Linked DNA regions of Homo sapiens: region 1 is linked to region 2. Evidence: chromatin contacts called from ENCODE Hi-C or POLR2A ChIA-PET data. All regions are on one chromosome and are shown on one strand. The core of a region is the stretch at or near the end of the contact, and the rest is flanking DNA. Distances in the headings are between cores, read along the strand shown.

Region 1 (2,700 bases), core at 150-2,649, 77 kb after region 2:
GATCTGCCACTAATGGGTGGGCTGGGATCACGACCTCATTCATTGCCCTGAGCTCCTGTACCATATGGTATTCCCCCAAAGGCTTCAAAATGGTCAAAATGAGGGTATTACAGGGAGAATTACAGGATTTCAGAAGTCCACGGGCAAGCAACCCCTTAACTACAGACACTATGCCCTTTCTTGCTTCCAGCTTAATTGGGTATTGTTTTCTGTTGGGAAAATGACTGGGGTCTTTGAGCTGTATTTTGATGGGCACTGCCATTCTAGCCCTTCCAGCCCTCCCAGTACACCATGCTCGTGGGTTGACCTGTTTGTGTACAAATGCGACTGTCAAGGATGCCATAAAACTCATAGACAAGCTTAGGCTGCTGTCATATTAGAACTCATCATATAAATGAATTTAAGGCCAAAACACTCAATGAATGTTACATTTATGACCTTCTGAAGTTGCCCTTTGACCCAGCATCACCTTGGCCATTTGTATCCCCTTGAGCCTCCTTCCCTCCCCATCTAATGGACAGTGGAGTAGCAAAGGCTCATGTCCAGTGGTTGAGATGATTTTTGCAGTGCTATGCGTGCCATGGGCAAGGGTCAGGGCAAAACTTTGACCCTGTTGATCCCTTCTCACCCCCTCCTTCAGCTTTACTCATTTCTCCTGGGCCTGTGTGCCATGTTTGAATGCCCTCAATTTCTCACCATGTCCTGCTCAAAGACCGTATTCACTGATGGTGCGCTGGCTTTTGGTATTATAAAGATTCCCAAATTCCTCTGATCATAAGAATCACCTGGGCTGCTCATCTTGTAATTCTGAGTCAGAAAGTTTGGGGTGGGGCCTGCTGATCTGTGCATTTAACCAAGACTCTGGGTGAGTCTCATGATCACATGAGTCTGAGACACATGGATTTAATGACTATGAAAGTTGAAAGATGCCCCTGAGATCATTTAAACCAGTGGTTCTCAAAGTGCAGCTCCCAACCAGAGCATCAGTGTCACCTGGGATTTGTTAGAAATGCAAATTACTGACTCTATGAAAAAGGAACTCTGGAGGTGGGGCCCAGTTCCCTGTGTTTTCACAAGCCTTCCAGACAATTATTGCATAGGCTAAAACTCCAGACTTGCTGATGTAGACCATCTCTCTCCTGTTATCCTCTATTTTACAGATAAGGAATGTTGGCACTCTGTCTATCACTTTGGGACCTTGGGTGTTGAAGTTGGGGAGGGGGACAAGTGCTACAATCCCTAGGTGATTGTGAACAGGGTGAGAAGAGAGATGGTAGAGGGCTCCTGAGAATGGGCCATCAGTGGTGTGATCCTCAGCTTCCAATCCCTATTCTCTGAGCCTGAGGTCTTATCTGTAGACAAGGACTCATGTTTGCTGAGGGTGCTGCTAAAAGACACCAGGTGTCTGAAGGGCCAAACCTTTGTGGTAAACCAGAGCTTAGATGTTTATAGTAACTCTCCACTAAGAAATCCCCTGAGAACCCAGCCACCAAGAAGCCCCAGTTCCTCTAAAGAAAGACATGTCTCACTCTCAGAGAAGTTTCAGCTCTGCTTTTGGTGGTTAGTGCCTGCCCATTCTCAGGATGGTTCATGAAAGAGTCTTCTACTTAGTGCTGTGGAATAACCATCTGAAATTGTAAGCTGTGGGTAGATAGTACTGTGGTGTAATCACACATCTTCCTGTCACACTGGTGGGAAGGATCAAGGGTTCAGCATAGTTCAGCCATCCCTGTTATTCTCAAAACCAGTGTTCCCAAACTTCAGTCATTTGGCTATAATTTTCACAATGTTTCTAAATTCAAGTACAATATGTATTGTCGTTTTATCTAATATTTTTCACTTGCTCAACTTAAAAAAACTAAGAATATTTTCAAATTTTCAAAATAATTATGAAGATAGTACAGAGAGTTCTCATATATATACCCCACGCCTGGTTTCCCCTATTGTTAAAATCTTATATTAGTATAGTACATTTGTCATAAATAATGAACTAAATTAATTGATACATTATTGTTAACTAAAGTCCATGCTTTATTTAGTTTTTACTTAATGTCCTTTTTTTTCTTTTCTGTACCTGGATCCCATTTAGGGTACCACATTAAATTTATTCATCACATTGTATTTGGGTCCTATTCCAGACCTAACAAAAAGTGGACTGATGCAAAAGAATGACACTCTGGTTAAAGCTATTGCTGTGAGTATTAAAGCCCTTTGTCTCTGATCCAAGAGTCTCATGTCTTCTGCCAGCATCTAAGAAACACTGACAAGTCAATTAGTTAGTTTCCAGGTAGGGTAAAGGCTTAGATATCTTACAGTTCTTGAACTTTTTTGTTGCACAATTGAAGTATTCAAAAAGGGTAAAAAAAATCAAGTTTTTAAATATTTAAACTAATTCAATTAAAGTATAAAAGGCCACTTAAAAGTGATGGTTAAAAGTTGCCAGATTCATAAACAAAGTAATAAGGTTTATGAGTTGGACTTAAAAATTCAAGGAATAATGAGGAATTTAAATTTGTAATTTTAATAAATAAAGTATTAATTTAAGAAAATCACAGTATCCCCTTAGTAATTTTTCCTGTCTATAAAAGCCCCTATCAAGGATGCCACAAAACTCATCTAGATAAGCTTGGGTTGTCATATTGGAACTCATCATATAAATAAATTTACCCAAAATTGTTTATGACCATGAATGACAAAGCT
Region 2 (2,700 bases), core at 201-2,700:
TAAAAAGCCATTGGATTGGTGCACATAGTTTTATGTTTGGGGAGTGCCAGACCATCATGACTTTGGTTTGGTACACAAATTCTTCAGATGGGCAGGTCCAATGTCTCCTTTTGCAATTCTGCCAAATGCACCGTGTTCACCAGCCCCACCAAAATACCTTCAATACTTGAACCTACCCTGTTTTTTCACACCTTTGCGTTTAGGTCCCTTCTGCCTCTAGCATTCTTTTGGAACTGAGACCCCTTGGTTTTCCATGTGTGCATCATTGAATAAATACTGGCTTGTGCTATTTTAATGACATGATTGTGCTGTGATGTGTAGGGTGTGTGTGGTCTCCACTAAAGTGAGCAATCCTGACCACAGACACCTGGGCAGGAGACTGATCTTTCCAGAGGAAGCAGAACTCAGAAGACTGAGGGAAGGGTCATCAACTCTGGACTCCCTTTGAGCTTTGAACGATGGAAGGATATGTGAGGATGCCCCTTTGAGTTGTGGGTTAAAGATGGCCTCTGCCTTCACAAAGTTGTGAGGAGTCGGCAAGGAACTATCCATTTAATGAACTTCGAGGTAATGATTGATTTCCTGTAGCTTGTAAGCCACATAGAGATTTGTGTCCCCTCTCAGTGTTTATTTCCCTTTTATTATATTATAACTTGGCACCATAAATGGAATGTGTGTGTTCCTCCTCCCCATCAAAACATTCACAGGTTAAATCCTAACACCCAATGTATGGTGTTTGGAGGTGGGGCCTTTGGGAAGTGATTAGGTCATAAGGGCAGAGCCCTCATGAGTGGGATTAGTGCCCTTATAAAAGAGGCCCCAGAGAGGTCCCTTGCCCCTTCCAACATGTGAGGACATAGTGAGAAGATGACCATCTATGAACCAGGAAGTGGGCCCTCTCCATCCACCAAATCTGCCTTGATCTTGGACTTCCCAGCCTTAGAAGTGTCAGAAATAAACTTCTGTTTTTTATAATTCACTCAATCTATCACATTCTGTTCTAGCAGCTGGAATGAACTAATGCATTTGGTCTTTGGGAAATTCTTCTAGCCCAGCTTCATTTATGCTCTAGCACCAAAGGAAAAAGTTCTCTGTTTGCTCGCAGGTCCTTCCAGTAGGAAGATAATGGATTAATAAGATAGATCTAAATGGGTAAATTTATCATTAGTGGAGTTTTATAAAATGCAGCTGCTACATTTGTTCTAAGAGTTACCTTGAATACAGGTCTGTAAGTATAGCAAAATGGTTTGTGACCATTTCCTAATGGCCTCAAAGTGAATACTAGGGTTGCCATCTAAGTATGTTACAGTTTTAATTATATGTCTGACAGTAAAAGTTGTTTCTTTTTAGTTGTACTCAAGGAAAAGCCTACGCATACGTGAGTGCCTGATGAACACCAGTTAAAAGGGTAAGGTTCTCAGGGTGAACTCATAAACAGCCAGGGTAATCAGCCTCTGTGGTTAACCCAACCTCTCTTTTGTGGCTGAGGCATTTAGACTTTCCCATTATGGCCAGCACATTCATTAATCAGTACAGAAAGCAAACAAATCGCAAGAGACTGGACAGCCAAATGTGATCACTTCTGGAGACTCCCCTTTGGGACCATTCAAGTTTCTGAAGCTTATGACCAACTGGGGCAGCCTTAGCATTTCAGAAGCCCTGCTCCACCTTGCTCAGAAAAAGTCCCCAGATGTCCTACCCCCTTTAGCCTTCTAAAGCTGAAGCTGTGAAGGAATCAGAGGCTCTGATCTGTTGGACACCAGGTCTTATAAGGTCTTTGTATTCTCAGTGTCTGGCAAATAAATGCTTTGGAAATGAACTGACCAGGAACTCTTCGGGCTGACATAAATCATGGCAGATCCTAGATTCACATGAGCATTGAATTGAAGTGGAACAGCTTGAACTACCAAATCTGTGTAGCTTGAATTCACCTTGGTAAGCTTACATTACACACAGGATCTGCACAGTCAGAAGATACTCAACAGCTGCGTTTTAATGAAGGCACAGTAACCCATGGCATGGCAAGTGGTTGCTACATATTTTATGTGTATTTTTAAATAGGAAAATACCTTCATAGGCTTGTAGGGAAAGAAAATTTCCATCCCAAGTGAGTTTTCTACTGTGGGAACAAGGTTAAAAGGCAGTACAGAAACACCAGGGGATGATTGACTAATTTCAGGAAGCGGATGTTGTAAACAATGACATTCTAACCGCCGAAGAGCAAAACAGGTATGACTGCCTTCACATAGATTATCTTAAGCATTGTTTTAATTTCATCATGTTGAAAGGAACGGCATGTTTTCTTCTGTCCCAAGTTACGAATCCTTTCTCTTGAAAAATATTAATTGATCTCCCTTCTTCTTCCTAATTATATATCAAGTTCCCACAAAAAGTAAGTCTTCTTTTTTTTTTTGAGATGGAGTGTCACTCTTGTTGCCCAGGCTGGAGTGTAGTGGCGCAATCTTGGCTCACTGCAACCTCCGCCTCCCAGGCTGAAGCCATTCTCCTGCCTCAGCCTCCTGAGTAGCTGGGGATTACATGCGCCCGCCACCACGCCCAGCTAATTTTTGTATTTTTAGTGAGATGGGGTTTCACCATGTTGGCCAGGCTGGCCTCAAACTCCTGTTCTCAGGTGGTCCACCCGCCTTGGCCTCCCAAAGTGCTGGGATTACAGGCATGAGCCACCACGCCTGGCTGAAA

Evidence for each region. A loop is a pair of places that touch in the nucleus more often than their neighbours do. ChIA-PET counts read pairs that join two places held with the same protein, here RNA polymerase II (POLR2A). Pooled maps may share reads with other maps.
Region 1: a pooled map shows a loop between it and region 2 (5-fold over the local background). The contact joins two enhancer-like sites. A Hi-C loop is called at or near these places in 1 of 168 maps with a recorded cell type or tissue (GM12878), 1 of 37 single-sample maps with no recorded cell type and 6 of 50 pooled maps. POLR2A ChIA-PET finds 5 or more read pairs at or near these places in 2 of 52 experiments (MCF 10A and Panc1).

The regions. Positions count from the first base shown.
Region 1 is chr6:137,101,717-137,104,416 of GRCh38, forward strand. No RefSeq gene overlaps it. Among named protein-coding and RNA genes, the nearest start is that of IL20RA, 58 kb to the left of the region's middle. Within about 2 kb of position 1,400, at least 5 of the 41 ENCODE cell types and tissues checked have a DNase peak (open chromatin) inside an H3K27ac peak, as active enhancers do.
Region 2 is chr6:137,024,486-137,027,185 of GRCh38, forward strand. All of the region lies in intron 1 of IL20RA (interleukin 20 receptor subunit alpha), which reads right to left. Among named protein-coding and RNA genes, the nearest start is that of IL20RA, 19 kb to the right of the region's middle. Within about 2 kb of position 1,451, at least 5 of the 41 ENCODE cell types and tissues checked have a DNase peak (open chromatin) inside an H3K27ac peak, as active enhancers do.